Linked DNA regions of Homo sapiens: all the other regions are linked to region 4. A link is a loop called in an ENCODE intact Hi-C map of the cell type or tissue named here. Cell type or tissue: Caco-2. All regions are shown on one strand.

Evidence for each region. Peaks named below come from ENCODE experiments on the same cell type or tissue, not always from the same donor. Only the 100,000 strongest peaks of a DNase experiment are listed, where the experiment ranks them.
Region 1: a loop joins it to region 4, with 4 times the contacts of the local background. A loop is called at or near these places in 45 of 110 quality-filtered maps.
Region 2: a loop joins it to region 4, with 22 times the contacts of the local background. A loop is called at or near these places in 63 of 110 quality-filtered maps.
Region 3: a loop joins it to region 4, with 15 times the contacts of the local background. A loop is called at or near these places in 99 of 110 quality-filtered maps.

Annotation. Positions count from the first base shown.
Region 1 is chr3:150,493,303-150,498,302 of GRCh38, forward strand. No RefSeq gene overlaps it. Among named protein-coding and RNA genes, the nearest start is that of SERP1, 51 kb to the right of the region's middle. In Caco-2, CTCF peaks have their summits at 2,445 (motif pointing left) and 2,645; no DNase peak of the experiment used is centred here.
Region 2 is chr3:150,219,392-150,224,391 of GRCh38, forward strand. No RefSeq gene overlaps it. Among named protein-coding and RNA genes, the nearest start is that of LINC01213, 17 kb to the right of the region's middle. In Caco-2, a CTCF peak has its summit at 2,064 (motif pointing left); a DNase peak (open chromatin) is centred at 2,060; H3K4me3 peaks cover 200 bases.
Region 3 is chr3:150,182,458-150,187,457 of GRCh38, forward strand. No RefSeq gene overlaps it. Among named protein-coding and RNA genes, the nearest start is that of LINC01213, 54 kb to the right of the region's middle. In Caco-2, a CTCF peak has its summit at 1,908; a DNase peak (open chromatin) is centred at 1,874; H3K4me3 peaks cover 382 bases.
Region 4 is chr3:149,964,331-149,969,330 of GRCh38, forward strand. It overlaps PFN2 (profilin 2), which reads right to left. Exons shown (of 3, transcript NM_053024.4): 2 at 4,028-4,220; 3 at 574-2,256. The coding sequence ends at 2,159. Among named protein-coding and RNA genes, the nearest start is that of PFN2, 4.1 kb to the right of the region's middle. In Caco-2, CTCF peaks have their summits at 2,980 (motif pointing right) and 3,186; no DNase peak of the experiment used is centred here; H3K4me3 peaks cover 494 bases.

The sequences.
Region 1 (5,000 bases), 530 kb after region 4:
TATCCCTCCCCCCTCCCCCGACCCCACCACAGTCCCCAGAGTGTGATATTCCCCTTCCTGTGTCCATGTGATCTCATTGTTCAATTCCCACCTATGAGTGAGAATATGCGGTGTTTGGTTTTTTGTTCTTGCGATAGTTTACTGAGAATGATGGTTTCCAATTTCATCCATGTCCCTACAAAGGATATGAACTCATCATTTTTTATGGCTGCATAGTATTCCATGGTGTATATGTGCCACATTTTCTTAATCCAGTCTATCATTGTTGGACATTTGGGTTGGTTCCAAGTCTTTGCTATTGTGAATAGTGCCGCAATAAACATACGTGTGCATGTGTCTTTATAGCAGCCTGATTTATAGTCCTTTGGGTATCAAATTATATACTTGTACTCAGTCAATCCATATACCAAATATTAGTAAAGCTTAACATTTTCCCTTACATTTTAGATGGAAAATTATAAGTAAAATTTCTAACATTTCCTCCAGCTCCTCAATGGATCATCTTGCCCATGTCCCCAGGACTGCATGCTCCACCTTTGAGACTCAGACACCCAGAGAGGTTGAATGAGTAGCCCAAGGTCACACAGCTGGCTTCCAGTGAGGCAATTTTAATGCTCTTAAAAAGTAAGTAGGTACTTGTTAAATGACAAGACAGTGTTGGCTTTTTATTTTTTTGCTCCAATTTTTTTTTTTTTTTTTTTTTTTTGAGATGGAGTCTTGCTCTGTCACCAGGCTGGAGTGCAGTGGCGCGATCTTGGCTCACCACAACCTCCGCCTCCCGGCTTCAAGCGATTCCCCTGCCTCGGCCTCCCGAGTAGCTGGGACTACAGGCACACACCACCACACCCAGCTAATTTTTTTGTATTTTAGTAGAGATGGGGTTACACCATGTTGGCCAAGATGGTCTCAATCTCCTGACCTCATGATCCGCCTGCCTCGGCCTCCCAAAGTGCTGGGATTACAGGCATGAGCCACCGCGCCCAGCCTTTGCTCCAATTTTTTAAAATTCCCCAAGTGTTATAGGAAGAAATGTGACATTTTTATCAAAAGGCTACCAACTTTCATATACTTTTACCAAAGTCTCAAATGTGATAAATTGTAATGATTCACAATGCCTATGAGATGAGTTTTTCTAAAACAGGCTCGTTCCAATACCCCGCCCCCATTACTTTCTAGTTACAATGACAAACTGTGCCCCACATTTCATCTGAACAATGAGACTCATGGAGAAGTTCAGCTCATTACTAGGACCTTGCTCCTAACTTCATTGCATCCAGTTCCTTGTAAATAATGAGAAGTGAACTGCAGAGTGAGGGCCATTTCCTCCTCTTTGTGATGAGCTATGGTGACTGAAACTTTTGGATCCTTCAATAGGCAGACAGAAGGGTCTGCTGTTACCCCATCTTCCCAGAGAGGAAATTCTGTCTTTGTTCCTCTGGTAGAACATCTTCACAGGGCTCTAAATAGGCACACGGGCATGTGACTGCTAGCACACGCACACGTGCACACAGTAGGTTTGATTGTCAATAAGGTTCAGAACAATTATATGGCCACTAGAATTATAACTTCCAACTACTATGAAATGAGAAACCCCCAAATAAAAAATAACAGGAATAAGGCTACCTGACCACCTGTGAATATTAACTATATCACCCCCAAATTTCTAAAGTTACAAAGAGGGAACTTTTAGAAACTCGAGTTTTTAAAGGGGTTTTCCTACCCCCTTTACATGGAGTGGGAAAAATCTTTCAATTTTGATGGAAAGAGAAATCTTCATTTTGAAATTAAACTTTGAAGTTTGAAAATAAAAGCAGAACCAATTCGCAGTTCAGAAAGGGGATGGTTGGAGGTTAATCAGCCTTTTAAAGAGCTCTGTGGGACTGCTGACCCGGATACCCTCAGTACACTTGGAGAAGAAGGATCAAAACCATGCTGGCCCCATAACAGGCATGGACCTTGGCTGTCTCTGTGTGTCAATCTCACACTCTAGGCCAGCTTCAGCCACTCAGTGTTTCACTCTGTGTATGCCTGTCTGTGTCTGTGTCTGCTTTGTTCTTCCTCTTTCTTTCTTCTCCTTGTTGTTTTGTTTTTTCCTATTTTTCTCTACTTCATCTTTCACATTCTCTAACTGGCCATAGTGTCACCTGAAAATTTTATTTTTTTTAATCTGGCTCCTGCAGGATGAAAATATATTTACTTTTTAAAAACTTATTTAAAATATACATGTTTCCCAGTTTTAATTTTAACAGATATTGATTTGAACACATTATGGCTCTCTTCAAAAATTGTGCTTGTTTTGAATTTGTATGTGATCTTTGATCTATGAAGTTTTTGGCCCTGTGAGTGGCTTATTCACAAGAGAAAAGAAAAAAAAAATTCTCCATACTCCTGATTTAAAGAATTGCTCAAATTCAATATAAAGCTCAAAATATGGGAAATACTTTAGTTTTGTTTTGTCTCCACCTGGTGGTTGTAAGTCAGAACACAAGCCCTTAATGGAACTGGAAAAATAATCACTTCAGTGCCTCCCTTATGTATATGAGATCAAATTATTTAATTAGAAAATGTTTTCAAACTGGAAAAAAGGTAATTATCACAAAAACTTTAAAAACTGATCTACGCCTTTCTTTCTTTGTTTTGCTTCCTTGTAGGAGCCAAGAATAGAGAAACTTCTTAATTTTCAAATTTCTTTCTGGGTTTACTTTCTACCAGGGGCTGGTATTTTCCCTAACCTCCTATCTTCATCCACCACAGCAAAAAGCTGCCGCCCTCCAGTCCCCTGGCTCCCCCCACTCCAGATGCATTCACAGTTTTTAGTGTAGATTCCAAATTTGGAACTGAAAAACTCACAGCCTTGAAAGTCCTACTATTGTAGCAATCTTATTTTGTTAAAAACACAAAAAAATGAACAAATAAACAATACCCAGCAGAACTCATGAAAGCCCATCACACTTTGAGCTATATACTGCATAATGAGACTCCAATGTTAATTTCTCCCCTCATCTATTATTTTTTCTGATATGCAGTATTTTTTCACTCTGCAAATATGTTGAATGAATATATTAAATATAGATGTTTATGATGCTTCTATAGAACCTTCTCATAGAATCTTATAATGTGTCTTCACACTGCAATTATTAAACAATTAATTTCAGTTACAGTTATTGTTATTTTTGGTAGTTCGTGTTCCATGAAGTTGCAAATATTGAACCACTGCTTTTAGGGGAAATATACGGTTAGGATCTTGCGAACCTCTGGTCACATTTTCATCAACTGGTCAATACACAACCTTGTTTTAGGTGTGTTGCCATTAAAGAATTTCATTATATGTATATGTGTATATATACATATGTGTATATATATATACATATGTGTGTATATATATACACACACACATATACATATAATGAAATATATATATAAAATGAAATATATATATATATATATTTTAGATGGAGTTTGGCTCTGTTGCCCAGGCTGAAGTGCAGTGGCACAATGGCAGCTCATAGCAACCTTCGCCTCCCAGGTTCAAGCAATTTTCGTGTCTCAGCCTCCCAAGTAGCTGGCACCACAGGCATATGCCACCACGCCTGGCTAATTTTTATTTTTAGTAGAGATGGAGTTTCAGCATGTTGACCAGGCTAGTCTCAAACTCCTGACCTCAAGTGATCCACCGGCCTCAGCCTCCCAAAGTGCTGGGATTACAGGCATGAGCCACTGCGCCCAGCCTAGTATATATTGTTGATTCATTAACAATGAAATCATGGCCAGCTCATACCTGAATGAAGCTTATCTAACATGTTTTATCTGTAAGACACATTGCACCCTTCTGCTTAGGAACACTAGACAGCACTTCAGCACGATGTTTGGGGCCATTTTAAACTGTGAAATCACCAACAAAAAGCACAAAAATGAGAAAAATATGGGAATAATAGACCACAAAAAGAATACTTGTTTACAATATGGGAGCCAAAATAAGAAGTCAGGGAGTCACCTTGTTCAGCCTCAGGAACGTGTGCAATAGACAATACAAATTTCTTGCTGCTTTGCACATGTCTATAAATGACCACAGAAGTGCTGCAAATATTGATTTGGGGGTTACAAGTAAATTTTAGCAGGCAGGCTATTATAGACTGTCCTGTATCCTCCCAAAATTCATATGTTAAAGCCCTAACCCCCAATGTGACTGTATTTTGAGATAGACCTTTAAGAAGGCAATTAAAGTTAAATGCAGTCTTATATAAGAGTGGGCCCTAATTTGATAGAACTGGTGCCCTTATAAGAAGAGAAAGAGATACCAGAGAAGCCTCCTTCCCTCCTCTTTCCTCTCTTCTCCTGTCTCTGTATCTCTCCTTCCCTCTTCACAACATGACCAATAGTGAGAAGGCAGCCAACTGCAAGCTGGGAAAAAAGGTCTCACTGGAAACCAAATTTTCTAGCACCCCAATCTTGGACTTATAGTCCCCAGTGAGAAAATATATTTCTGTTGCTCAAGCACCCAGTCTGTGGTATTTTGTTATGGCAGCCCTAGTAGACTGACCCAAAGGCAAATTCACAAATTCGGAATCCACAAATAATGAAGATTGACTCTATTTCCTTAATGTCAGTCTCCCTGCTGAATTGTAAGGTATCTGAGGGCAGGAGCTGGGGAACTGCTTGTTCACCACTATTACCTCAGAGTGTACTGCCTTACCTATGGTCAATACTCAATAAAGAAAACATGAATGAACAAATAAATGCAAAGCACTTTATGTAGTTTTGTTTCTTATATCTTTTCTTGCCCTCTTATTGTCTTGCTCTTTTAAATATACGGTGTTTCACAATTCTACCGTTTTCCTATTTTAATACTGCAGAGAAATTGGGATGAGTCATACAATCTGATGGTATCTTGTGTTTGCTGTTGGCCAGGCAGTAGCTGTGACAGAGATGTCATTGCCTGTGATTCATGAACCTGGTCATAGTTGTTTATATTCTCTTCACTTTACTATTTTTAATTTATT
Region 2 (5,000 bases), 260 kb after region 4:
GCTTCATAGCTGTAGAGTACAGTACTGCCTGTCTAGATCAGGGATCTAGGCAGTTGCCAGAGGAGTCTGGCACCAGGGACCCAAGGTGTGACCAACAAAGAATGAGGGGACAGAAAACGTCCAGGCTTCCTAATCTCTGTCTTGTATTCCTGGGATACTTCTGGCTATTTGCTGCAAGGCAAGCACTCTGATGGTACATGCTCTTTCTGCAAATTAGAGTCCCTTATTTTGAAATGCTTAACCTGAAAATATTCCATTGGATTCAAAATCCGTTCCCTTATCACAGGAAATGTCAACATTCCCTTTGTCAATGAAACAAGAAGAAAAGTTGAATTCTCTTTTGTTACAATTTCAAATGTAACTTTTTGAATGGTTGTAAAACTGGTCTTAAAATTCGTATCCCCTTCCGATACAAAGTCAGTGATGGTGACTATCAAAACTTTGAAGAACTTATCATTTAAGGGTCTTGAGGAATTGTTACAAATCGTTACAGTTTTACAGTTGTAAAACTTGTCTTAAAATTCATATCCCCTTCTGATACAAAGTCAGTGATGGTGACATACAAATTATGTCCATGGAAGCAAACTCAAGCTTCTCATTAAAAGTGTTAGAAGATTTTCTTTGGAAGTTTCATACAAATTCAATAGTCACCATTATATAGGAAAATATAATGAAAATTTTCTCCAACTCCCCTACAGATGCCTCCAAATATCTTTCAGTTCTAGCTTTTTACACAAATAGTGGCCTTTTCTATGTAATTATGATATGCAAAATGTTGGGAAGGAATGGGAAGGTATAAAAGTTTCACTTCCCCAGGCTGCCCCAGGCATCTCTAACCACATCAGCTGCCTGGGCCCAGGGTAGCTAAGAGGGCATCCAACAGGCAGCTGGGGCGTTCAACCTCTTCTCCCACCAAAAGGACAGCTCCAGCCCCTAACGCCAAGGCCATTTGCCGTTTGTCCCTCACTGCTTCTCCTGGCACCACAGCCTCCAATGGAGGTGGGGAGTCTTCATCTTCTGAGGGTGGATTAATTTCTAGAAGAGCTTTGCATCACTCACAGCTAAATTCAAATGAATAAAACACATTTTAATATAGCTAATAACATTTGGAATCCCGAAGAGGCATGACATAAATTGATTTATTATTATTATTATTTTTTTTCCTAAATGGACTCTGGGGGCAAATTTCCTCAGCCAAATGCTTTGGGTTTGCTTATAAGAGTCCTGTTGGTCCCCGTGGTTTGTAGGAAAAGTGTCAATTAGATTTATGAGAACTAAGATGCTTAATTAAAAACATTCTCATTGCTTTATAGCTGTGCCTCCTCAGATACACAAAACAAGTTCTCTCAATAGAGGCTTCCAAGAGGCAACTAAATCAGTTTTACTATTGTTTCTCATGAAGTTCTAACAATGAAGCTTATGGTTCATTAATGGCATCAGTCACTTAAGGGATTATCTTCATAAGGGAGTAAAAATGGTATCTTAATGGTGTCAGCCAAGAGTCATCACAAAACATCGACATTCCCTGCTATTAATTCACTTCTATTCCATTTCAAGCTAAAGGTAGTGTGCTCAACCCTCAGCAGGCCTGCAAAATTCTTAGGAGAAACAGTAAAGAAGGAACAATGGGGGCAGGGCCCCACCGCAAAGGCAAGGCTGGGAATGCGCTGCCTCTTCCCAGAACTCCAGGGAAACGTCAAGATTTTCCTACTTCTTTGCTCGCTCCTTGTTTGTTTTTTCCAGTTTGTTTAAAATATATGTTTATTCATTCTTAATTATGAAAAAAACATATGCTTGTTCCCCCCCAAATCGGAGCAGTGTAAACGAGGAAAGTCCTCCACCCATTTATTTTTTAATATTAAAGTTAATTAAAATTTGGTCTCCCCTCTGTTTTACTCCATATTTCTGGTTTTCCTCATGCTCTCTGTCTGTCCTGCTCCCGAAGCCTCCTGGTTGTGCACTCGGGCTCTCAGCCCAGATTTCTTTTGTGGGTTCAGTTGAGCCCCGGGGTCTCGGCGGCCGGCGGCTCCCCGCGGCACTGGCTCCCTCTTGTGGCTCTCTGCGGTCACTGCACACCCGCTGAACGGCAGTCTCTTCCAGCGGGCCCCGGCCTGGGGAGAACAAATCCGGGGACAGCGAGAGGGACAATCCCAACGCTGCCAGCAGTCAGTAAAGATTCTCCCTCTAACTCAGAAGCCGGCCCCAGGGAGCATTTCGGGTCTCCTCATACATGTTAGGGCTCCTCTGACCCCTGTCGTTCCTTAGGTTTCTCAGGTGTTCCCTTGCGTGAGGATTTTCAAGAAGCATCAAGAGTGCAGCCTTCAGGGTCCAGGGAGCGGGGGCGAGAGGGACGGAGAAAGTGTGTGTGTGTGTGTGTGTGTGTGTGTGTGTGTGTGTGTGAGATGGGAGTGTCTGTGTATGTGTGTGAGAGAGAGAGATGGGGAGAGTGCCTGTGTGTCCGAGAGAGATGGGAGATTGTGTGTGAGAGAGATAGGAGTGTGTGTGTGTGTGAGAGAGAGAGAGATGGGGAGAGTGCGTGTGTGTGAGAGACAGATGGGGAGAGTGCGTGTGTGTGTATGTGTGTGTGAGAAAGAGATGGGGACAGTGTGTGTAAGACAGACACAGAGAGATGGGGAGAGCGTGTGTGTGAGAGAGAGAAAGAGATGGGGAATGTGTGTGTGACAGAGAGATGGGCAGAGTGACTATGTGTGTGAGTGTGTGTGAGAGAGAGAATGTGTGAGACAGTGTGTGTGTGTGTGTAGTGTGTGTGTGTGTGCATCTGTGTTGGTGTGTGTTGTGTGCAAGTGTACTTGGGAAGAAAAACAAGAAAGAAGAGTTGATAGCGGCTGCCTCACGGCTTCCCAAGTCCTCTGGGGGGATTTAAAAATTCATTTGCTTAACAAACAGACATGAAGCATCCAGAATACGCCAGCACTGGCGATGCCAGAATGAACCAGATATGCTCCTGCTACTAAGGTGCTCCTTTTATAATGAATGGAAGGAGAGCGTTTAGAAATGCTGGCCTAGGAAGCAGCGCTGAATGACAGAGTATCAGAAGCTCTGAGAGTGAATTCCTCCACCGCCACCCAGTATGGTGACCTTTGAGCAGGACACTTCACCTTCCTGAGTCCAATTTTCTCATCTGTAAAATGAAGACAAAAATACTCACCCTCATCTGTCTTCACTGGGCTGTTAGGAGGGTCAGCTAGTCTGATACATGTGAAAGTGCTCTGAAAATCACATGCAAATGCAAACTGATGCTGTATTTTCAATATAATTTGAGGGATCCTACCAAAAAAAAACATACCTCAAAATGACTCTCTTACAGCATGTGACTGCAGTTCTCACCCAAAGAGTCACTCGGTGAGGAGTCTTCTTAACTGGGATAAGGCGTTGTTACCTGGAGAGCACAGTGTTAATCCACAGAAGGTAGTTTGCGGATTAAGCCCTCCATAGGCCACTCCTCCTGGGCAGGAGAGTCTCCTAGCTCTCCAGCTGAAACCCTGCTTCCTGAACATTGCGCTTGCCTAACAGCTCCAGCACCAAGATCGCACGGCCTCTACCCTGTCTCTCTTTCCCTAAGAGATTTTCCAAGCGCTGTCCCCATTTGGGCTGGGTGTGCTCTGGTTGTTTTTTTTTTTTTCACAGCTACTACCACTCGGAGGGGGGAGGGGGTTCAGGGAAGATGATCCTTAGCTCACTCTAAGGATGATACAAGATTATCCTTGTATCTTGTATGGTACAAGATCATAGTGGAGGCTGACAATGCCAGGTCCATATCTCCTTGGCACTCACCTCTGAATACCAATGGTTCCTTACGTGAACACATAATTTTTCTCTGCTGAGGGCTGTTTTGGGCTTCCAGCAAATTAATGCCCCCATGAGCAGCCCTTAAGCAATGACAGATGAGGTGCAGCTGGATAAATACACCAACTTCCTCATCCCTCAGGGCAGTGATTGACTCTGAGGAAGGCTGCCCAGTTCCCCAGTGGGTCTAAGCCCGGGTGCCCCACTTGCCTGAAAACATGCTGTTTATTGGCTTCCTACCTTCTCTGTCTCTACTAATGCTTCCTGGGTCCCCTTGCAAATAAACTACTTGCATTCAAATCCTTGCATTGTGATCTAATTGGAGATGATAACCCAGTCTCAGACAGCTGGGGCTAGAAGTGCTCCTGGGAAGCAGACCCTCGGGATGGGATTGTGGAATTGGATCATTTATCAGCCCAATGGTCACAAGACCCCATAGCTGGTGTTGAGTGGAGTTTTGAAAGATTCTGTAAGATTCTCATCATACTCATTTTGCGGTTGAGTTCTGTAAGATCCTCATATGCAGTGAACTAAGATGGAGTCCTCTGGAAGGAGACACATCAGCTTATGCAATAGCTCTGGCACTTGAGCAATATGGTAGCAAAAGTCTGTAGAGATGGTTAGTTGTCTTTAGCTGTAATTGGAACCGCGAAAGAAGAAAATGACAGGTTCAGATCAGCCAACCATCAACTTAGAACATAGTGTGGATGCCAGAAGGCTTCCAGGGAAGCATTTTAAAAACCTTCATCTCCTGCAGCTGGAAGGCAGATCAGGAAAAAAAAACAGGTTCAGGCCCTCTTTTTCAGAGTGTTCTAGTAACAAAGGAAGTTGAATTCACAGCCCTGGTGTATCTCCTATGGGAAGTGAGGTCCCTGATAAGAAAGATATAGGGCCCTGATACCCAAGATGGGGAGCCTGGGGTGATGTTCCTGAGAACATGAACCCCCAGATTCCCAGGAACCACTGGACTGGCAGAAGTTAGCCCCTCTTAATTGCTAGAGGAGATGATTAGACAAAGACCTCCCCTGAGTCAGGTACCTTCCCAGACAATGTTTGCTGTCCTGAAGATCTGCTCCTGCCTCTCCCCTTTGCTGTAGATCAATTATGGTCAAGTCTCAGTAAGGTTCAGGCAGCGAAGCAGCATCCCTGCAAGGGAGGAAAGCCACAGGACCTGGGTAATAAATACTGGCAGG
Region 3 (5,000 bases), 220 kb after region 4:
ACAAGGTGGAAGGGGCCTGGGCCTCTGAACGTTCACATGGAAGGCCATACAATGTGTCTTGGACTCTGATGTGAATAGAAAATAAACCTTATTAAATCTCTGAGATTATAGGTGTATCTGTTTCAGCAGCTAGTTTTACTTAACACATGTGAAAGGCCAGAGGAGGCTTATGGGGAGCAAAGGAAATTCAAGAATCTAAATGATGACTCTTTTCAACTCCTCCCACCTATGAATACAGATCTTAGGCTAATAAATACAGACACCCCACCTACGTCTTAGGCAATCATCAAGGCAAGGTTAAAGAAAGTTTCCCTGTCTCTCGCCACTTCTACACTTAGCCTTAGGCTCCATACTTTTAGTGGTTTATTTATCTACCTCAAGGTCTCCATCTGTCATCTTTTAAATCACTTTTATTCTAGCTAAAAATGTTGGAGGATAGGAAGGACACTGGGTATTTATTCTAACTATTTTGGGGGACAGAAAGGTAAAGTAACAGAATCAGATAAACTGGTGAACATCTTAGTTGTAAAGAAAAGGGGGCGCTATTATAAGAAAACACTGTTCTATCTCTGAACTTTAGGTTTTCTAAGGGAGACTGCTCTGTAGTTTGGCTAGTACATTGATGGGTTTTAGATGGGCAAACCTGGGCTCAGAGAAGGATCTAGGAAGAGTTGAATTGAGTTATTCAGCATAAAAGTATGAAAAGAGTTGAAAAAAGGAAAAGAGATGAAAAGAGAGAGGTGACAGCAAGACTCTGAGATGCCAGAGGGGTCCACGGGATGGGGCATTATGGATGGTCTCAGTGATGGGGATGGAGACGAGACTGTTAAATCCAGGAAACATGAATGTTGAGCGTTAGACTGTCTGGTCACCTCTATGTAGCTCCCGCTGTCTACCCAAATTTTCAGTGGAGGTTTTCACATCAAAGACACCTTCTATGGGAGGTTTTTCAGGGGCACCTAAGGAAGGGCTACAGTTCCACAGACAAGTTGACAAACTGTGGAATGCAGACAGCATATACAGGCAGGAGAAGACCCATAAACAAAATGGATCCAGATGGAGCTTGGAATCACAGGACCATTCACTCCACAAACATTGAGCACCCAATATGTGCCTAGGACTATTCCAGAGCATGAGGACCATGCCTGGAACTAGATAGACAAAGTCCATGGGAACTCACAATCTAATGGAGTGACAGACAATAAATAACTGAACAGATAAATACATGAGAAAAATAAAGCAGAGGATATGGTGATGAATGGAGGCTCTGCTTGAGAATGAATGGTTGCCTTGCAGAGGCAACACTGAAGCCGAGACTATTCTCATTAGGAATTTACTATCAGCTTTGTGGGGGTGGAGGTGTAGGTTGGTCAGGAGCAGAGTGACCCCAGTACATGTGGATTACAGACCAATCATTTACTCATTTCTCCTGCTAATTCTCTTCCTTTTCCCTACGATGATGTAATGTTATTTTTTCAGTAAACAATAAAAAATGTATTGAGTCCTTCTTTGTATGCTAGGGGGAGATAGTTGCTACTCAGAAGGTTATAATCAAGGTTGTCGCTGAAGTGGGAGTTCATGGATTCCGCTTCCCTCCCGTCTCTAAGGAAAAGGCAGTGAACTGTAGGTTCGAAATCATTTGATCTCACGCTTGCCTAGAAGCAGAAGAATGAAGCTGACTAGAACACCCCTTAAGCCTCTTAGCTGTCCTGAGGGAAAGGAGCACTGCACCCTCCCCCAGAGTAAAGACATCGCGAATTAATTCCTGGGTGGTGGACGGCGACGTCCTTGTCCTGCGGGAAGTGCAAGGGCACCCGCTCAGGGTTGTGAGAAACTGCGGGGCCCACGCTGCTGGCGAGAGTCAAGAAGGAACGAAAAGAAGGAGCTCCATCTAGCGTTGTTACGAAACAAGACCAGCGGCATCCTGAACAGTTAGCTCCTTTCTGAAGGGCGAGTACCAAATGAAAAACGCACCTTATCTTCCGCCTAAAAATTTTACCGAAAAAGCCAGAGCCGCTGGGCTGTGGGAATTTAGCGCACAGTACAAGCCTGACATCACCTTTGTCTGGGAATGAACCCAGGAACGGAAAGAAGACTAAATTATCTTAAGGTCTTGCTTATCAGTAACTACACATGAAATGTTTCCTCCTAGGACAGGAGCGCAGGCTTCTTTGTTGTTATAAAATCATGATCTGGGGACTTGACAACGTCCAGAGCAATCTGGGGAGGCCCATAAATGGGATCCTGTATATTATGACTTTGGGGACATTTGTGCAAGTATTTGTAATTGATGGGTCATAGGGTTCACATACCTTCAACTTCAGTAAACAATGACTAACTGCTTTCCAAGGGAAATATAACAGTTTACACTCTCATCAAGACTATGAGGGTTCCCTTTGCTCCTTATCATCTGCAAAAGTTAGTATTGTCAGCCAGTTTCATTTTTGTCATTCTGATGGGTGGGGTCAGGATACTTCATGGTGTTTTAGTTGGCATTTTCTTAGTTACTAGTGAAGTCAAGCACTTCCCATATGTTTCTTGTCTATGTAGATATCCTCTTTTGAGAATTATTTATTCAAGTCTGTTGGCCAATTTCCCAAGGTCTGCCTTTTTCTTAGTTATTTGTACTTATTCTTTATATATTCTGGTTAAGAGGCCTTTATTAGTTACATATGTTGAGATATAGTCCTTCAGTCAAGGCTTGTTTTTCATTTGTTTAATTGGTGTCTCTTTAGGAACAGAGGTTCTTAATTTTTATGAAACTCAATTTATAACTCTTATGATTTTTGTTTTGTATCTTATTTAAAAAATATTTCCCTACCCTGAGGGAAGACATTGTCCTATATTACCTCTCAAATCTTTATTGTTTTGCATTTTGCATTTAGGCCTAGTCTCCTGGAATTGACATTTTATTAGACAGAAGGTAGTGGTCAAGTTTTATTTTTCCTATTTGGGTTTCCAATTGTCCCAGGTTTATTTGTTGGAAAGACACTCCTCTTCCCACTGTTCTACAGTACCACCCTTGTCATCAATCGTGTTCATTTGTGTGTGAGTTTGAGAATGATCTACTCTGTTCCATTGTTCTACCTTGCCTGAATATAAAACTGTCCAAGTAACCTACAGATTCAATGCAATCCCTATCAAGATTCCAGTGTCATTTTTCATAGAAATAGAAAAAAATACTAAACTTCATATGGAACCACAAAAACCTGAATAGCAGAGGCAATTATGAGCAAAAAGAACAAAGCTGGAGGCACTACACTATCTGATTTCAAACCATACTAAAAAGCTACAATAACTAAAACAGCATGGTACTGGCAAAAAACTAGACACATAGACTAATGGAGCAGAATAGAGAGCCCAGAAATTATCTCTCACATCTACGGTCAATTGATTTTTGGCAAAGGTGCCAAGAATTCACAATGGAGAAAGCCTAGTCTCTTCAATAAATGGTGTTTAGAAAACTGAATATCCACATGCAGAAGAATGAAATCGGACCCTTATCTCACACCATATACAAAAAGTCACCTCAAATGGATTAAAGACTTAAAAGTAAGACCAGAAACTGTAAAACTCCTAGAAGAAAACATAGGGGAAAACCTACATGACATTAATCTGGTCAATGAGTTTTTCATTTAACCCCAAAAGCATAGGCAGCAATAGCAAAAATAGACAAATGGGATTGCATCAAACTAAAAAGCTCTGCACAGCAAAGGAAATAACCTACAGATTGAGAGAAAATATTTGCAAGCCATACATCTGATAAAAGGTTAATATCCAAAATATTTAAGAAACTTGGACAACTCCACAGCAAGAAAAAAACAGTTAAAAAATTGGGAAACAACTTATATACATAACTCTCAAAAGAAAACATACAAATAGCTAACAGATACATGAAAAAATGTTCAACATTACTAAATCATTAGAGAAATACAAATTAAAACCTCAGATCTCACACCCGTCAGCATGGCTATTATAAAAAAGACAAAGGGTAAGTTGGCAAGGATGTGGAGAAAAGGGAACATTTGTACACTATTAGTGGGAATGTAAATTAGTACAGCCATTATTGATAACTGTATGGAGGTTTCTCAAAAAACTAAAAATGGAATTACTGTATGACCCAGCAATGTCACCTATAGGTATTTACCCAAAAGATTTGTCAAAGAGATGTCTAGACTCCCATTTATTGTAGCACTATTATGTAGCACAAGTTATGGAGGCAACCTAAGTGTCCATCAACAGGTGAATGAATATAGAAAATGCGGTATATATAAATAATAGACTACTACTCAGCCTTTAAGAAGAAGAAAATTGTGGAATCTAAACAATCAAATTCATAGAAGCAGAGAGTAGAATGGTGGATGGGGGGGTGGGGCAAATGGGGAGATGATGGTCAAAGGAAACAAAACCTCAGTTAGATGAGAGGAGTAAGGTTTTTAAAATATCAATTGCACAGCATGGTGAATAGAATTAATAATAGTATACATAATTAATACTATTATTAATACTATTTATAATAGTATAAAAATAGTACATTTTTAAATTGCTAAAAGTAAATTTCAAAAGTTCTCACCACAAAAAGTTTAAAGTATTTGAGGTGATGGATATGTTAATTAGCTTTATTTTTATTTTTTTCCACATTGTATTTATAAATCAAAACATCACTTGGTGCCCCATAAATACATACAATTAGAAACTATCAATTTATAATAAAATAAAAACATATCAAACTGTCCTAATTACTAGAACCAATACATCTTCATATCCTGGAGAGCAAGTCCTCTCATTTGTTTTTCAAGAGTATCTTGGCCATCCTTAAACCTTTGTATTTTCATATAAAATTTAGAATCACAGGTTTGCATTAAATCTGTAGACTACAGGAGAAAAATTATCATCTTTATAATATTAAGTATACAATATATGAATATCGCATGTCTTTCTATTTATATAAGTCTTTAATTTCTCTCAATAATGCTTCATGATTTTCACATAGGGGTCTT
Region 4 (5,000 bases):
TCAGGGATTTTATGGCCTCTGGATTTAAACCTATTACACAGCCATGGTCAACATGTCACTACAAAGCCAAAAAATGCAAAAGCATCCCAATTATCTTATATGCTGCCTAAGGAATGTCTTCTGCTCTTATGTGGGAGGGCCCCAGCTGGCTGACTTCAGCCTGCCAACACAGCTTCCAAATCTAAAGTCATATGACATTTCAATACAGAAAAATCCACAATAGTGCAGAAACCCTTCTTGGTACTCCCTTTACTATTAGATTTCACATCTAGAAACCAGCAAGAAGAGGAAAATACTTATTTTCTAGCAGATAAGTCAGTTGCTTCTCACATACTCCTGAAGATGAGCCTGAAATGACTAAAAGCTATGTGTAACAGATCAGAGTCCATTAAAAAGAAATTCCCAGGCACTAATTTTATCTGTAATATTACTTGAAGTAGGCCATCACCTAATATTGCTGAAGTTTTATGCTTGCAGCAGACTTTGGCCTATTCTGTGTATTCCCACTTTGTCAAAAATCAACTTTTAACAGTTTATATAAACAATGTATATAAACAACAGGAGCCTAGAGTATTTGGTTGGAATAAATTTATTTCATCTGTCTGTAAACAAGGTGTTTAATAGTTATGGCATTTTTTTAAATGCATATTAAATCAGATGAGTTAGACTGTATCCCAGATGTAACAAAGTGCAGGGAAAGAAATGGACAAATCAGCAACAAGATTTGTTTTTAAATCTGTACATTATCCACAAGGCCCAAACAATAGAAGCAAATACTAGAATGTCCCTAAAGTAGTGCCATTCGAAAGAAACCCTTAATAGGTCAGTTAAAATCCATCTCACAATAGCAACAGTTCATTTTAACAATAGTATGGCACAGAATACATATGAAAAAAATTCATCACAAGACAGCCAAGTCCACAATAATGCAACTTCATATAAAAACTCAAGCTGCAAATAAAAATTGGTCCTATGAAGAACAAACTGGACACACTCCAGATGGTTATGTTGGGATACCTAATGTCCATAATGGCAGCCTTTTACAATTTTACTAAAGAGTAGAGCTGGTGTGCAAAGAAAAAGGAAGAAAAATCTGAGCTATTGCAATGATGGAATGTCCCTGGGGATTCAATCAGTATGGTTACTGTAAGGTCATGGGAGGAAGTGCTTTTTGCTCTTGTTTTGCCATTGCACTCTTCATATGTCCTGTAGACACTATGAATAAAGGTTTGTCTCTGCTCAAGTGCAACAACAATACTAAAAGCAAACTACTGCAGCTCTCAATAGCTCATCAACAAAAGGGATTTTAATTGGTTAAAAAAAAACAGGCACTGCATAAAAAAAGATGGAAGCAAACCAAATGCCTATGTGCGAAGGGAGGGGGGGCGGGAAAAAGAGAAGAGTGAAGGAATGATGCATGCACTTTTTCCTCCCAACCATGCGCTACAAAAGGAAGACTAAATGAGCCAAGTAAATGCTCAAAGTGCTGAAAAGACACTGATCAGAGATTGTACAACCGGCACCTTGCTTAATATTAACTTATTTTAGTAATCAATATCCCATTAATTGCTAAGACAAAGTGATGCCCAACTTGGCATGCCCCCTCCCCCCAATTTCAAGGTATCATGCAAATCATTATTGTGCTGCAATTATGTTGCCAGATAAGGGTTGGTTACATACAGTGGTTAACATACAAATGATCCATTGGGCAAACAGGAATCATGACATTAGAAAATAGGTAAAGAAAAATTAGCTACCATCTACAGTTTGGTAGCATTGTGACCATAATTAGGGTTGTTGATGAAGACAGTTGCTAGGTAGATGGGGAGAGGCTGCTTACACATCAGACCTCCTCAGGTATAAAGCGAGTTCATATGCTTTCTTGTTAAGTGTGCCTCCGTGGACACCTTCCTTTCCCATGACTATAACCAATGCTGGAGTACACAAGGAAACAAAACAAAAGTGAACAGAATTATTTTGGGGGGGGAGGGCAGAAAGAAAGACACCTTTCCCCACCAACAGAGGGATACAAAGGAGACACAGGTTCATACCCCATCACCCTGCATTGCTAATAAAATTTCCAGAATTAAGACTTAAGCTTATAGCTAGGAAAGTTTAAGAGCAATTTTCCCCTAATACTTAACAGTCTGCCTAGCAGCTAGAACCCAGAGTCTCTCAAGTATTTTGCCATTGAGTATGCCTTCTTATTCAATCCGCCTCCATGGACCCCTTCTTTTCCCATTACAAAGACCAAGACTGAAAGAGAAAGAAGAAAAGTGTTTCAAAAGAAGTGTTAATCAAGAAAGTCACATAAGTTTTAGCAGACAGAACCCGGATTAATAAGTTAACATTAAGTTAGTTTTCCATGAACTGCCAAGCACTGAAGTCAAGTAGGTTTCCAAAAAGAACTTTCAAACTAGTAATATACTAAACAGAAAATAGTAAACTTGACTGCATCTTGGAAGCCAATCAATGCAAGCAAAAGTTCTATACAACTATCTTTACACTAGCTACAGAAAAAAAAAAAAGTGACCATTTGTCTTCTATTTTAGGGCAAAAAAATTCTGGCTGATGTCAAGTACATGTTATTACTTGCCCCCAAAATATAAACTTAATAAACCTGGGGAGTTACTTACTTACAAACTCTCCCCAAATTTTAACATGCTTGATAAGTTTAAACTATTAAGTTTTACCAGTGAGGCTAAATGTATCTATTATTTCCAGAGGAAAATGAAGATCAAATTTTAAGTAGCATACTCAGTATCATTCAGAAAAGGCCAAATTAAATTATTTAAGGTGTTTGCTTACTGATAACTTCACCGTAGTAGCCTTGTTTTTAATTGCGTCTAAAAAAATAGGTTTACGATTTCTAATTGCTCTTCTATGATGCAATTCAAAGGTGTATAACCCAAAATATATGTATATGTCAAATTTTATATTCACTACCACTAGATGTCAGTAGTGCTGTATCGTATAAAATATTCTGGTTTTTTGTCTTGTGTTTGACGCTTCTTTTCAGCGTATAGTGCAGCTAAGGTTTAAAGAGATTTGTCACTATTTCAAAGTCATCTAATTTTCTTATAAATCCTTATAAACATCAACTCACACCAGAATACGAGTAACTTTTAGGATAATCACAGGGAGCTGGTAGAGCCATAGCATTAATTATAACTCACAGCAGCTTCAACTCCCCTCACATGGTAGAGCTGTTATTAAAATTAGATGTGCCAAGTCAGCTATGTGAGGCTACAGAAGCACTCTCTATTTACAAAATATTCGTATGCGTTAACACATTAAAATGTATTTGTAAATCAATTAGATGTCATAATAAAACTCAATTTCAAAAGTTTATTTTGAAAAAGTAGGGAGACTTCTTTAGTGCAATTAAGAGTTTCTATAATGCTGACAACAGTCTGGAGACACCTGAATTTCTGGACCAAGTATACAAACTAAATGTAATTTCCTACTTTTCAAATCTAAGTCTCAGACACAATCTTTGAAAATATTTCAGTGAATGGACAACTTACTCCAAAATCCTCATCTAATTATCTTTTCCCCAGCAAAGTTCCTAACTGAAAAATGAACGGATGTTAATTTTTCCTTCTTTATGCTGAGTAGTGAAATGGTTAGAATACAAGCAAGAAAAAAAAGAAAAGAGATCCAAAGGTCAAACACACACCAAAAGGGACTAAAATAACCAAGTGATTCGAACAATTTAACAATCTGAAACACCACAGGATTATGATTTGACATGTCAAGCAGTTTAAGAGACTTTTAAGTTTAATAAAGCTGAAAGTGAGTTCATACGAATATTCTATCGTAGAAACAAAATCAGGATCTAAGAGGCCAGGTCATAGATGCTGTAGAGTAGGTAAAACTAAAGCAGTGCTTCTCCATAGTGCTGGGCAGTTCACAAAAACCACCTTAATAGCCATTATGGACTAACTTTTATTCAAAATGTTAAAAGAAACTGCTTAATAAGTTGTAATGTGGCATGCAACTTTAACCAAAAGAATGCCTTACTCACCTCTACCAGCTCTGCCGACAGCCACATTGTATGTTGGCTCCCCACCTTGACTCTTTGTCCGGATGTCCATTGTGCAGTCACCATCGACGTATAGACTATCTCTGATCACTGAGCATTTCTTCGCGCCAAGAGTCAAACCGTTGGTAAAGAAACCTTCCCGGTCTTTTCCTACAATCATATCTATTTCTATTGGCTGCCCCCCACCAAAAAGAAAAAAAAAAAACACACACACATTAAGTTGTAGTTAACTCCTTTTAGGGCTTGATGTAACAGGAAGGGCTGTAGCTAGGCTTATGCTACCACTGCCAGATAGCCACATTTCACTAATGTAAAACCAAGATTCAGTCTTTTCTAAATAATTATTTAATCCTATATAATCACATATTTTACATGAGTTGATTTGACTTCAGTTAATGATGTCGTCTCTTAACCAAGACCAGTCTATACAAAGAAACTGTAAAGAGTTGACAGTTGACACTAGACAAAGTGCAAACTTAAAGAGTTATTTATAAACTGTATTAAGTCAGCTGGTGCCTGAAAGTGTTCACGTAATGGTAAAAATTCAGCTATCAACTCTGAACAAAGCTGGTCTATCATATTCAGTCCCATTACAGTAAATCATGTTTCATCAAATTTAAAGTTGCTTCAAAGTCTCCCAAAATAAAGCCTGTTCTTTGATGTGTTCACTTCTCTGCTTAGAGTAACTAGAAATATACGTGATGAGATGGACTTCAACCCCTGGACATCAGTGCTTTTCCAAATTCATATTTCCCTCCTATTTTTCTAGCCACGACTCCCGTTTCTTTCCAACTTCCCTTCCCCTCCCATCTCAGTAATCAGTTTTCTTTCTGGGCAAACGCAAAGTGGATTCTGTCTACAGCACTGCGGTAGGCAATAGTAAAACAGAAAAAATGGAGGGAGATTGGGAAAGAAACTGAGGTAGCCACCAGAACCGGAAAGGAGAAAACGTGCA